Regions from separate parts of the Mus musculus genome. Here region 2 is linked to region 1. The links are chromatin loops, found by intact Hi-C in ENCODE. Cell type or tissue: left cerebral cortex. All regions are shown on one strand. Links, peaks and the distances in the headings refer to the core of each region. The heading gives the core; the rest is flanking DNA.

The links. A loop is a pair of places that touch in the nucleus more often than their neighbours do. Peaks named below come from ENCODE experiments on the same cell type or tissue, not always from the same donor. Only the 100,000 strongest peaks of a DNase experiment are listed, where the experiment ranks them.
Region 2: it touches region 1 in a loop (1.9-fold over the local background); 2 of 42 quality-filtered maps call a loop at or near these places.

Annotation. Positions count from the first base shown.
Region 1 is chr11:72,320,323-72,327,631 of GRCm38, forward strand. No RefSeq gene overlaps it. Among named protein-coding and RNA genes, the nearest start is that of Fbxo39, 9.5 kb to the left of the region's middle. In left cerebral cortex, for the core only: a CTCF peak has its summit at 4,292 (motif pointing left); a DNase peak (open chromatin) is centred at 4,297.
Region 2 is chr11:72,263,283-72,270,591 of GRCm38, forward strand. It overlaps Slc13a5 (solute carrier family 13 (sodium-dependent citrate transporter), member 5), which reads right to left and starts at 3,322. Exons shown (of 12, transcript NM_001004148.4): 1 at 3,182-3,322. The coding sequence starts at 3,283. It overlaps 1700051A21Rik (RIKEN cDNA 1700051A21 gene), which reads left to right and starts at 3,562. Exons shown (of 2, transcript NR_045922.1): 1 at 3,562-4,243; 2 at 4,599-5,274. In left cerebral cortex, for the core only: a CTCF peak has its summit at 3,493; DNase peaks (open chromatin) are centred at 1,919, 2,410, 3,451 and 3,934; H3K4me3 peaks cover 2,017 bases; H3K27ac peaks cover 1,844 bases.

The sequences.
Region 1 (7,309 bases), core at 1,452-6,451:
TTATACACCCAGGTTTATAAAGAATCTGTAATGTAGTGTGACCTAATGCTATGTAAAGAGGAGTAAAAACCCACAAAGCTCTATATTTAGAATTATATCTATTATATAAAACACATCTAAAGACAAGATTAAAACTTGTAAGAGATACAACGAAAATTGATTGATTGGGGGTAGAATTTTGGTGGGTATTTTTGTCTTTTTTATGTTTTCCTTTATTTTTCTACTTCTTTACAGTGACCTGACCATGTCATTTTTAGTAATTAATAACACAATCTAGTAAGTCTCTGACCATGAGTGACCACTGAGCTGGGACTGGGTTACCACACGTGTTTCTTCTGGCCCTTTGGTGTCTTTTGCTTCTTCATTTTTAAAGATTGACTCTAAAGTGTTAAATGTCATTATCAAACAAAGTGTTTGATAATTCTCCTTCCTTTCCCTTCCCTGCTCACCAGCCCCTTGTAAGTCTCTCCAACTTGTAAGTCTCTCTTCTTTCTTGAACATCATGTGTCCTTTGGTCCCAACCTACCCCTTATCCCCACGATCACACATCCTCCCTTAGCAGTCTTAACTCTCTCTTCATCTCCTTTCTAGTACCTTAAGTTTACCCACATTTACCCTCATTTGCATATACTCATGTATACATTAGAGGCATAAGAGAGCATGTGGCTTCAGTCTTTCAGAGTTTGAGTCATCTTGGTTAATATTATAACTTCTAGATTCATTTCCTGAAAATTTTATAACTTTAGTTTTTACTGTGACTCTGTGTATATGAGCCTGTACTGGCTACTTTTATGTCAACCTGACCAAAAGCTAGAATTGTCAGAGAGGAAGGAGCCTCAGCTGAGAAAATGCCTCCATAAGATCTGGCTGTATGGCATTTTCTTAATTAGTGATTGATGGGAGAGAACCTAGCCCATTGTGGGTGGTTTGCATCCTGGGCTGGTGGTCCTAGATTCTACAAGAAAGCAGGTTGAGCAAGCCATGAGGAGCAAGCCAGTAAGCAACACCCCTCCATGGCCTGTGCATTGGCTCCTGCCTCCAGGTTTCTGCCTTGTTTGAGTTCCTGTCCTGACTTCCTTCGATGATGAACTGTTATATGGAATTGTGAGCTAAATAAACCCTTTCCTCCCCAAGCTGTCTTTGGTCATGGTGTTTTATCACAGCAATAGCAACCCTAAGACAGCCGCATCTTCATTACCCATTCATCTGTTGATGGGCATAGAGATGGGCTCCACCGCACAGATATCATGAGTAAGAGCAGCAATAAGCATTGGACATGCAAAGTGTCTCTGTTGAAGAATATTGAGTCGTTTAGACTTATGCCAGGAAGTGGGATAGCTGGGTCACGTGGTGGTTTTATTTCCAATTTTTTGAGAAACCTCTATACTAATTTCCAGAATGGCTATACTAGTTTGCATTCCCCACCAGTAGTGAGTATAGCAGTGAGTAAGGGTTCTACTTACCCCAGCATCTGTTGTCAGATTTCTCGATGATAGAATCTTGATGCATTCTAACTGGAATGAGGTGGTATCCCAAAGTAGTTTTAATTTGCGTCTCTCTGATTGCTAGAGGTGCTGAATACTTAAAAAAAATAATAATAAATACTTATTGGCCATTTACATTTCAATAAAACTATCCATTTCATTGGGCTGTTTGTCTATTCCTTTGAGACTTTGTGCACAAAGTTGCATTCTGCTCTCCTCAGCAGCTGTGGATGGCTACAGTATGTAATTTCCTTACTGGGTGGCTCATTTGAGTCTGTTTTTCCCTTGTCTTTCTTTTGGTAAGACTAATTTATGCTTGTCAGCCCTTTGTTGAAGTTCACAGCTAACTCTTTTTCTTTTTCTTTCTTTCTTTTTTTTTAAAAGGATTTATTTATTTATTATATGTAAGTCCACTGAAGCTGTCTTCAGACACCCCAGAAGAGGGCGTCAGATCTCGTTACAGATGGTTGTGAGCCACCATGTGGTTGCTGGGATTTGAACTCAGGACCTTGAGAAGAGCAGTCAGTGCTTGAGATACCACTAAGCTATCTCGCCATCCTGCTAACTCTTTTTCAAAGCACTTTCAAATCACAACCATAGTATAGGACTATCCCTGAAGATGCTGACTGGTAGACAGAGTTAATGTTTACCTGCCATTCAGAAAAAAAAAAATCGTACTGGTGAAGGCAAAGGGTCTCCCACCTGTGGGAGGCTCCTGGGTCTGATGGGAAATTATACCTTCTGTCATCATAATATGATGAAATTGGAATGGTTTGGGGAGCAAGCCAGTTCATGTGGCTCTGGGGTCAGAGAGGACCCTCAGCTAGAATCCTGACCACCTGGCAGACAGGCCTAATATTTACTTGTAGTATGAACCAGTTACTTCCCTCTCAAACACCATCTAAGCCAATGGTCCTCAACCTTCTCAATGCTGTGACCCTTTAGTGTAGTTCCTCACGTTGTGGTGACCCCTGACCATAAAATTATTCCGTTATTACTTCATAACTGCAATTTTGCTAGTGTTATGAATCATAATGTAAATATCTGATATGCAGTTAGTCTTAGGTGACTCCTGTGAAAGGGTCGTTCGACCCCCAGAGGGGTCGCCACCCACTGGTTGAGAACCACTGATCTAAGCATAAATAACTTCAGCATTACACAAAGTGTGTAGGCATGTGTACATTCTTATGAACATGTTTCCTACAAAAGATTCATCTTACAGGTCTGTCCACTCATTCACATCTGGCTGGATAACAGATGCTCTAACTCTCGTGCCTGCTTCTGCATTGTCCTGGTACCACATCTCACACCATGTCACCCCCAAAGACCTCCAGAGTCAGTGAGAGTGAAAAATATATGTAACAATTTGGTGTAATTGTTAGAAATAATTCTCAACTCAGGGACCCTTGAAAAAATGGTTTCACCAGGTCCTTCGACCACAAGGAGAGCTACTGCAAAAATATTCTGGCTCCCCTGAAACTGGAAATTAAAAAAAAAAAAAAGGAAACTGGAAATAGAATCAAGATCAGGAGAACCCGTGGGAAAATGCACAGCCAGAGAGATTCCCAAGCACATATGTGTTTAAGTGGGTATCTTTTCCAATGACAACATTCTACTGCTAGTGGGCCACATGCCCTATGGTTCCTTGACTAACCCATAAATACCTAAAGTCATGCTACATAGGCTTAAGCTAAGATGCCAGCAAGCCATCACCTGCAGGTAAGCCAATGAAACAAAAGCAGGTTTTCTTATGGGAAGACTCTCAGGGCCGAGTTCCGGGGTCCCCAGACCTGTACTCTCAGACAATTTAGGCCACTCATTTATGTGATCCTGAGTAAGTTGCTTACCCTATTTAAGCCTTAAGTTTTAGGGATCTGTAAAGTGAGAGGAGCTGGGAAATACCATATTCCTAAGGCTCTTAGGAGGCAAACCTTGGGATTCAACTCTGTGGTGCTAAACATGGACATGATTGGCCACATTGCCCCCAAAACACCTAGCCTTGGAAGACAAATAACATGGGTCTGAGATCTGGCCTGCCAACCATTGCGGGCCAACTTCTCAGATTAAACAAATATAATACATGAACCTGGCTTGTAGATTTTCAATAAACACTCACTTTTCTATTTAATCAATGAGGAAATAGACTCAAAGAAAGGCACCTTGCCCGGCGTCATCAGCTTGTTGGTGACAGACACGAGACTATCATTTCCAGATTTAAAGCCCAGATCGCTGTCTTCCAGGTAAGCAATAAAATAGGAAGGCTCCATCCCTGTCCCTTCCCCCAACACAGCTCATGATGGACAGACAAGAGAATGCGTCTGTGAGGAATGAACTCACATGGTTCCCCACGGCACCACAACTCCAGAAAGGAGAGATTGACTACCTAAGTAACTTAGAAAATGCTGGAAGGGTCAACCCTAGTCCACCTCCACACCAATGCTCTCCCACACCAATGTTCTCCCTCAGCATTCCTCTCCCAGAGCAATGCTCTCCCAGAGCAATGCTCTTTCATAGCAATGCTCTCCCACACCCTGAAGATTTGAAAACCATTATTCTGTCATTTAACTAATGAAATCAATGGAAACTTCTGTGGTGCTTGGTTTAGCCTAGAAATGCTGTGTAAGATATAAAATTCTTGAGCAATCATCGGAATATCAGGGATGGAGAGATGGCTCAGCAGTTGAGAGCACTGTCTGTTTTTTTTTCCCAGAGATCCTAGGTTTGATTCCCAGGGCCTACATTGCAGCTCTGCCCGCATTGTTCCTAAGTGGTAACTTCAGTTCCAAGGGCTCTGGTGCCATCTTCTGGCCTCCTGAAGTGCCAGGCACACATGTGATACACAGACATGCATTCAAGCAAAACATCCACCTGCGTTTAAAAAAAAAAAATTGCAGGGGCTGAAGATTGGGGGAGGGAAGTTAGGGAAACTTTACCCTATGAGCATCTTTGGTCTAAACTAGTAGAGATAGTTTCCCATGCCAAAATGTATGGTAAAGTCTTGACATTAAAACCCCACCCAGTGGTACATAGAGAACAGAGCTTCTCCCTATAACCTGCATCCCTATCCTAAACTTGCCTCTATTCAGGTTATCCTGTCCATCATCTCTCTAGCCGGTGGAGTCACAATTCGAACAGTCCATGCTTTTCTTCTCCAAGGTTTTGTGATTAGAACGTTCTTAGCTTGGGCTGAAACGTAGCTCAGGGGTAAAGCGCTTGCTTAGTTTTCATGAGATCCTGGACTCCACCCTCAGCACAGGAAACAAAACCAAATCACTAGCCCAGGAATGGCAGTGAACTGTTCATTCCAGCACTCAAGAGGCTGCGACAGGAGGACTTCGTGAGTTCAAGGCCACTGAATTATATAGTGAGTTTCCAAAACAAACACACAAAAAAAGTTCTTAGCACCAAGTCCAGTGGGCTTTTTTTCCCAGTTGCATTTATCCCTGATGCCAGCAGCTGTAGGAACTTGACCCAACTTGACCCAGAATCTGTTCCGTCACCTGTGGCATCTGTAATTAATTGCTCAACAGACTCAAAGACCTTTAGTTTAAGCAATGAAACTCGGGTCAAGTATTCAGAGTAAGTTCAAAGATACAATTGTATCTTTATATTTTTGCTACTTTGTTAAAATTCTTTTCTTCTTTAGCGGACTCCTGACCACCCATGTTTACGGAGCACACACAGAGTGATGACCAGGTCCATGTGATAGCCAACATCAGGACACAGAGTACTGTCATGTTCTTATTTCTCATTCTTCAAACAAATATCCGATCAGTTGCTACAGACCACCTGCATCTCTTCTTATCGTAGATCACACAAAACTTGTCTATCGTATCTAACCATATTTCAGTACCCACTATCCAACTTCTACTTGCCTCCACCTCTCCCAGCCTCTCAAAATTTCTATTACACTCTTTTTTTCTTTAAGACCAACTTTTCCAGCTTTCATATTTAAATGAGAGCATGCAATACTTCTCTTTCTCTGCTGGCTTCTTTCCTGTGGTGGTTTGAATATGTTGGCCTATGAGAAGTGGCACTATTAGGAGGTGTGGCCTTGTTGGAGGAAGTACATCACTGTGGGGGTGGGTTTTAAGGTGTTATGATTAAGCTCCGCCCAGGACAGAAGAGCAGATCTCCTTTTTGCCTTCGAAACAAGATGCAGACCTCTCAGCTCCTTCGGCACTATGCCTGCCTGGACGCTGCCATGCTTTCTGCCTTGCCTTGATGATGATAATGGACTAAACCTCAGAATCCTGCAAGCCAGCCCCAATTAAATGTTGTCCTTTATAAATTTGCCTTAGTCATGGTATTTCTTCACAGCAATGGAAACCCAATTTTTGCTGATAATTATGATGCTTTTAGAATGATGAATGTCGCTGTTTCAAGGGGAAAGGTCACCAACAATAACTCAAAAGAAGCATGACTACATAAATCATATGTAAATACACAGATATATATCGCCTACATAGATGACATGACAGAAGGGCAGTGGTTAGAGTGGAAAGGAGCCAGCAGGAGCAGGGAGGAACAAGGAGAGGAACAGGGGAGCAAGGAGGGGCAGGAGGGTAGTAAGGGATGAAAGAACAAACTGTAATGATATGTGTGCATGAAAATGTGATCAGAAAACCCATTGTTTTGTATACCAAAAACAACAAAAGGAAACTTTAGTACCAATTTCTCCTCAAACAGGCAATCTTTTGTACACATAAAATAGCCCTTTTCTTCGATAGGTGTAGTGGCTATTCCTGGTTGTCAACTTGACAATATTTGGAATGAACTACAATCCGGAATTGGAAGGCTCACCAGTGACCCTTATCTGGAGGCTTGGAGATCCTTATCTGGATCTTGGTTTGAAGATCTTGAGCCATAGTGGCTATGGATTCCAGAAGATTGAATCTCCGAGTTAAGGAACACACCTTTAATCTGGGCTATGCCTTTCATCTGGGATTAAAGGTGTGGTGGAACACACCTTTAATCTGGGCTACACCTTTTGCTGGAGACAATATAAGGACATTGGAAGAAGGGAGTCTAGCTCTTGCTCTTGCTCCTTCGCCTGCTTGCCGTGTGAGACTGAGTAACTGCTAGATCCTTGGATTTCCATTCACAGCTGCGACTGAACAATTGTAAGGAATTGGGCTGCCGACTGTAAGTTATCAATAAATTCCTTTACTAACTAGAGACTATCCGTAAGTTCTGTGACTCTAGAGAACCCTGACTAATACAGAAGTTGGTACCAGGAGTGGTTCTAGAGTAACAGAAGTACAAGGATGAATCTTTTAAAATTCTGGAATTGGCTTGTTGATCCACCAGCACTTTCAACTATTGAAACCTCTCCAGATTCTCTCCCTCCTGGGAGCTCAGAGAATTTTGAAGACCCATGGTTGAAACTATATTCCGAACTTAAAGAAGCTAATGCCCTTGATTTTCTTAATGAATTAGGTGATTCAGTGCACAAAGCTTTCTACAAGATGGGGAAAAAATCGAAAAATGATTTTACTGGCTGGCTGCTCTTAGTATCTGTGGAAAAAATGATGAATGAAAGGAAGGAGTTGTGTGATAAAATCGAAAGGCTCCAGACACAAGTAAACGATCTAAAAGTTGCTAAGTGTGTCCTTGAGGAGAATCTTCTCTCTTGTAGCAATAGAGCTCAAGTTGCAGAAAATCAAACAGAAACTCTCATTGTAAGGTTGGCTGAACTACAGCGAAAATTCAAGTCTCAGCCTCAGAGTGTGTCGACAGTTAAAGTAAGGGCTCTAATTGGCAAAGAATGGGATCCTACAACATGGGATGGGGATGTGTGGGAAGACCATGTTGAAGCTGAGAAT
Region 2 (7,309 bases), core at 1,383-6,382, 57 kb before region 1:
TCTTCTTTTCCCATCCTTATCACTAAACTGATGACTTCAGAGGGGCCATACAGAATGTGTGACACCCAGAAACTCCTTAATAACCTTTATTCTCAGAACTCGGACAGTAAATGCCCTAGGGCACCCCACTCACCCACCCCGGGAGAAGATGGACCACTAGGCTAACTGACTCCTCATTTCCACCCACCAGCAGGAAGCCCAGGAGATGTCTCAGTCCTAATGAATCAATTAACATACTAGACCCTTCCTAATACAAACTCCCACCGTGCCCATGGAGAGTGCAGAGTAGGAATGGGATGTTGGGAAAGTCTGGGGAGGGAACTGGAGAGAGAGCTCAATCAGGAACGTCTTACTCTGTAAGCATGGGGACCTGCACTTGATCCCTAGAACAAAGGAAAACACCAGGTTCTGTGGCACACACTTGTACCAGCTCCAAGAATGTGGAGACAGGCCAGCCCAGCTTGTGTGGCCAGATCCAGGCCACTGAGAGAGCCTGTCTCAACAAACAGCTGGATGGCAGCTGAGGAAACTGTGCCTGATGTTGATCTCTAGCCTCCAAATGTGCAAGCTCACACACATACAAATAATACTTACTGCACTTCCCTGGTACTGAGAAGGTGTCTGGAAAAGCAACTGGGAGCTGAGATGGGAGCAGGCACCGCAGTTGAAAGGCGGTGCACATAGATGTGCACAGTGTAATCAGCCAGGGTTGAGAGTTCATCTAAGGACACTCACACACTGGTCTGCAAGGGGCATGTTCTAAGCCTTAGGTGGCATCATTATGGTCAACTAAGGCAGAGTGATGTGGCTATGACATCATTCTATGATACAATCTGATAGAGTCACAACTAGAAATATAGACCAGTGTTGAGTAAAATACCCTTATATGGTTCGTGCTACAGAATGAAAATGGGGTAAGCAAAACTCTCCCCTGTCCCTCTGTACTCCCCAGTGTGTGTGTGTGTGTGTGTGTGTGTGTGTGTGTGTGTGTGTGTGTGACTGGTATTTGGAGAACTGTCTATCTGTCCACTAAAACATTAATAATAAGGCAATGAGGGTACCTTATTTTACTTGATACTTTAGACTTCTGAAAATAAGGATTTCTTACAAGATTAACAAGGTAACATGATTAAAGTTGTCACTGGTTTTATTAAAATGGGTTTTAGAAGCAGAGGAAGGCTCAGAGAAAAAGTGGATCAGAGGGGAGGCCAGGAAGCAAGCAAGGTGGAAGAGAATATGAAAGCCTGAAGAGGGGCCATGGAGCACAGAGGGCAGTGTGTGCTGGGGACCATCATCCTGTAGGGACAGTGATGGTCAGGATGCCCCTGGGGACAGTCTGACTCTCTCTCTCTCTCTCTCTCTCTCTCTCTCTCTCTCTCTGTCCTGGAGTGTTCTGTATCTCTGGGTTTTCTTGCCCAATGAAGGGCATGGTGAATGGGAACAGGGTGGTCTTTGGTGGTGAGCAAAAAGAGGGACAGAGGGCAAAAATAGGGAGCCAAAGACCCAGGCTCCCAGGCACCAAGCCACTTGGAGAGAAGGTACAGGAAGACTGCCTTTTGGAAGAACCTCCAAAATGGCCTCCCAGTCCCTAAATTTTCAGTCCCAGGGCATATAGATGTATTAATACACCCGGTTGGGAACCTAACTCACTGATATTTATATTCCCCCTCTGCCTGCCTACCTGTCTGTCTGTCTCTGTCTCTGTCTCTCTCTGAGTGTATGTGTGTGTGTTGGGGGGGGGGGGGTGTGCACACGTGCGCATACACATGCATGAGCCAGGGATAAAGTGGGATCCTGGTTACACTGTCCTCTACCAGAAAGGTCAAGCAAGCAACTATAATTATTCCAAGGAACATCACTCCCCGCCAGCAGAGCTAAAATCACAGCTTCCTAACCTGGATGCCTCCCACAGACGGGAATGGCCCCGAATCTCTGGATGCTCGCTAACAGAGTGGCAGCGGATGAGTCCGCACAGTTGCTCTGCTCTCCTTGGCCCATGTGGAGCCTCTGCTCAGTATGTTTCCTCTGCCCCCCCCCCCGCGCCCCAATCCTAGGAGCCGGAATGATCCCCTTTTACTCCCAGAATCCAGTCACCCCATTGTACCCATCAAAGCACCCGGGGCCCGGAGAGCAAAGGGTCTTGCTGAAAGGCACAATGTGAAATGACTAGAAGCCCACCAGGGGACACCCCTCTCCTCTCAAAACCTTCCCTGAAGAGAGCCACTGTTTCTCAAACCTGCCTGTGGAGGGGAAGCAGGATCCGAGCAAGGTTTCCTGTCTGGGCTGAGAGTGAAAGGGTAGCCACATAAGGCTTCAAAGAGCCCTGGCCTCGCCAAACTGGCTGCACACAGCCTGACAGAGCCGGGGCCAGCGCTCCCGCCCTCCTCTGCTCTGCAGCCAAGGCCATTCATTCTCTCCCTTCCTCCCAGGAGCACCAGGAGGCCAGGGAATGGGACTCAGCTTCCCCAGCAACCGAGAGCCATGCCACCCAAGGCGTGAGCTCTGGGAATACGTCCTGCCTCCTCACACTGACTGCCTCAGCAGGCGGTGGGCAGTGCCCGACCTGCCTTTCAGGCTGCAGCAGGATTTGAACTCGAGAGTGGCTTCCTTGGCTTCCGAGCTAGAAAGAAATATAGATCATAGATGGGGAACCTGAGCTTCAAATATCAAGGCCAGATTATGGCAAAGGCATGATCCACTCTGTTCCTGTAGTTCCCTGCCTGAAGGCATCTACAGCTAGGAAATCTCTCTTTCCTAGAGAAGAGGCACAGAGGGAAAGAAAGCCCAGCCTTCAGAGTCTCTACTAGCTCGAGCATTATCTTTGAGCTGGACTAGCGTTGGTTGTGCACTCTGGGAGGAGATTTTGAGTCAGAGGCTAAGCCTGTCGAGGGGTCTGTGTGGTTCAGATCTGTTCTAACGTCCAGGTTTCCGTGTTTGCCCGGACGGCTCTTGCGCCCTGAAATCGGTGCACTCTAGGACGTGTTCACCTTAGGGTCTGTGCGTCCCTCGGATTCTTTGCAGAGCACCTCCTATCTGGTGCCTGGAGCGTCTGAGCACGCGTCCCAGGGGAGCTCGTCCCCACGGAGGAATCTATGCGTTCCAGCTCAGCGTTCCCGGGTTCCGTGCCCGTTATTGCACTGGGCACCCGGATTCCGCCAGGCTGCCCAGACACGCAACTGACCTTGTCAGGTATCAGAATGACGAGTGGAAGCATCAGGATCGGGGTGAAGAGCAAAATCGCAAAGGACTTGAACTTGGTCACACAAGTCTTCGCCGAATCCATCGCGTGAAAGGGAGACTGACTGGAGGGAGAAAAGATTGCGAGGCAGCTAGAAGCTTCACGAGCTTAAAAGGGGGACGCGCGGTCCCACCGGATTGGGGGCGGCTACAACTCCGCCCCCCATTGCCAGGCCTCCCTGCGGTCCTGGGGCGGAGCCACCCCTCGGGGTCTGTGGGGAGTGTCTGTCCCAGGACTCTGCCACCCCGCGGCAGAGTGAGGCGTTTGCAGATTTCAGTGCTTGGCACCAGCCCTCTATGGAGAGGACTGGACCCTGGCACCTCACCACTTGCCAGCCCGTTGGCGCTGCTCTGGTCCTCAGTACCATGCAGGGTGTGCCGGTCATTCTGCCAGCTTAAGCGTGAGGACCCTTTGTGTACTCTCACCTGCTCTCTCCTGGACTCCGGAATGTCCCAGATGAAAAACACCAGCCTGTAGGATTCTCAGGCTTCTCTCTCCAAAGCGTTCTCCTTCTCATCCCTATCCCGGAGGGGCGTCTCCTAGAGGCGATGGCCGAGCCCTGCGCCACCGCGGTCTTCTCACCTCCAAGATCCGCTGGCTTCCTCCTAGCGTTAGCCCGACTCTAGACATAGAACCCATTTCCCTCCTCGTGCCGTCTCCTACCCAGCGCACCGTAGGCGCTCTAGAGGGACCGCTAAGGAAGGCGGTCACTGTCCTCGCAGACCGAACGACTTTTACCCTCCAGCGAACGCGCTTGCGCAGGCCGGCCGTCTTTGCCCAGGCGCGGGTAGTTGCTGCCGCCCACTTACCAACCACCTCGCTAGTACCATTTTATGGTGGGAGACGGGGCCTTAGAAAAGAGGGGGCATAATCCTGCCAACCATCATCGAGGCATTCGTTCATTCATTAATCCTCCCCTTAACAGACCTGTGTGTAGTACCTGCTGTGCTAAGTCCTGTTTGGGACACCAACACAAGAGGGTGCAATGACATTATTGACACTTCGGTGAGTTCTTTCTCTTCTGCCTGCCTCTCATTCTCCTCTGGGGAGTCTTATCCACAGGCTACTTGACACATGGCTGAGTCCAGATTCCTGTACAGTCAGCTCTCACCACTGATCAAGATGCTATCTAGTTGCTGACATGGTTAGCGTGTTTACGACTAGGATGGCTGCTTCTGTTCTAAACATGGAAACCATCGGCGTACTCTGAACTATATACAACAGAGACCGACTATTAGCACGGCACTTACACTGTGTGTTAGGTGTTGCAAGCAATCCAGAGATGAAGTAAAGAATAGGTTATATGCAATTGCTACGAATTATATGAGACTAACCTCTCCTCCCTCTTCTCCACCCCTAGCCCTGCCACCACCACCACCAGGAAAGAACTACTGAATTCCCCACCTTCTCAGCCTGTGAATGTCGAAGGCCCTAAAACAGAACACACATTTGTATCAAGATTTTTGACTCTGTTCCTGTGACCTGCCTGTCACCTTGCCCTCAAGTCTGCAACTGCCTTCTTCAGGCCCTCTCTATTTTCGGTTTGTTTGCTTGTTTGCATCTATGTGGCCCTGGGCCCATCCCTTCCCCCAGGGCAATTAAAACTAGAGTTCCTGCTTTGGGGTGTGTGTGTGTGTGTGTGTGTGTGTGTGTGTTTCAAGACTCTATGTGTATGAGTATTTTGCATGCATATATATGTGTGTATCATTTGCATGTCTGATAACCCCAGAGTCAGAAGAGAGTGTCAGAGTCCCTGAAACTGAAATAATAGACAGTTGGGAACAGCCATATGGGTTCTGGGAAATGAACCCAGGTCCTCTTCCAGCAAGAAGAGTGAGTCCTGCTGTTAACCATGGAGCCAGCTTTCCAGCCTTTTGGAGTTTTTATTTAATCTTCGTTTTATTTATCACCATGTGCCCACTTAACACCCTTTACCAGGCCTCATTCAGGACGTTCACTCAAAGTCTGGGATCTACGATGCTGGTCAACCATTCTGCTGTAATTTAAGTGCTTTAAAGTCTATAAAGTGTGCGCTGCAGCTAAATGCCTGAATCCATACTCTGTCCCTGTGTGGCCTTGGTGGATGTTTCCATTCTGGATTCATCTTCTCATATATAGAATCAGATCAACTTTGATTCCCAGTAGTCGTTTTAAGACCCCCAAGTCAATGTTCTGAGTGTTTAAAGTAGCTCTGTGGCTTACAGTCAGCCATCAGTGGCATTCGCCCTTGCAATAATATGGGACACACTGTGGGTATCCTTGGGCAAAAGATCTTCCAAGTTCGAGGAAGGCTTCATAGAGGGGGGCAGCATTTGAGTGGAGACTTCAAGGTAAAGAATTTGCCAGGGAAAGCTAGTCAAAACCATCACAGAGTGTTCTCTCAAACATGGAGCTCAGATTTAAACTGTGTGTGTGTGTGTGTGTGTGTGTGTGTGTGTGTGTGTGTGTATTAACATATAAGGGGTCGTGAGACCAGGAAGATGCTGGAGGAGAAGGAGCACTACCAGAAGTGGAAAGAGAGCAACAGGATCCATAATGTGACATAAAAGTAGAAGGGAGGACTGTCTGGGAAGGGAAAGGAACCATGGGGCGGGGCGCCGCACAGAGAAGGCGACAGGGGAAGGGACAAACAGAAACAAACGGCACACATGCATGAAGATGCCATCTTGAAACCCAGTACCCTGAATGCTCACCCAAAAATCAGTCAAATGTAAACTTCCAAAGGCAGTTTATCCAAGGTCATTCAGGGATGTTGGAAACTAGTGTCACAACAGCAAAACACAAGTCAATGAAGAGTCCGTACCAGGTTCAGGGACGAGCAGACTACCACACAGCTTTTACATGGGTACTGGGAACAAAACTCAGGTACTTAAGCTTGAGCAGCAAGCACTTTACTGAGCCATCTCTCCAGCACCCCGTACCCCACCTTGCAAGGGATTTTTAAAAAATCCAAATATTCAAGCAAAAAAGAAAGTAATCAGGAATAAAGATTATTTTAGAAAACAGTGGATTTTGTAGAAATCTATCTGAATCACTGGATACTATTTTGATCTTAAAACTGTACTAAAAGCTGTACTTAATGTCTTTTAAAAAGATGTTCCATTTATTTTAGTTACATGTACGTGCGTGTTGGCATGTGTGAGTGTGCGCGCATGTGCCCAAGGAGGCCAGCAGAAGTGTCAGGTTCCCCCTGGAAGTTGAATAACACATGCTTGTGAGGCACCCAAAGTATATGGGAACTAAACGGGGGTTCTCTGAAGAGTGGCAAGCATTCTTAACTGCTGAGCCGACTCTCCAGCCACTCACTCTCAACTGAAAATAATAGCTCTCAAAATATGAATTCAAACATTAAGATGCATTTATTGAACTCCCAAATTGTTAACTGAAAATAATACTCATGATGCACATAGAATTGTTTGGGGAATCTTTGGTTGATAACAGTTTATACCGTGTGATCATTTTTGCCTCCTTCCTGCCGAATCATTTCATACCATTTTAATCTTAAGACTAACATACCAAAAGTCTACTGTTAGAACAAGAGTTTTAGAATGAAGTGCTTCACCAGTTTGGCCCCAACTTCAAAGTGTAGCTTTTACTCTGTGGTCCAAACAACATCAACATTAAAGTTTTGAAAATGCACCAGTCGGTGGGTGGATTTCTTACGAACAGGGATGTGATGAAAACAGGGTTGGGAATGCTCTCGGACATGGTGAGGCAGCAGATACACTTCTCCAAAGACGATCTCCAAACTAGAAACCCAGCCAGCAAAAGCTTTCAGCTCCACAAAATACCAAATACAAAGCAAATCAGACAGGGAACAAACAAAATCAATGGCTTATTACACCATCCCTGAGCAGAAGCATCGAAGTAGGAAACTGCCTCTAAAAGTGTACCCACTGATTTTAAAAGGGGGGGGGGGGTGTGCATCGGTTGAGAGTCTTAACAGAGTTAACAAAGCCTGATGTTTCCATGAGGCAATCAAAGTCTACTCTGAGAAACCTTACAATGAACCTCGCTGCTGGAGGGTTCTTGACACTTGATTTCAAACTGTACTGCAGAGCCATAGAAACA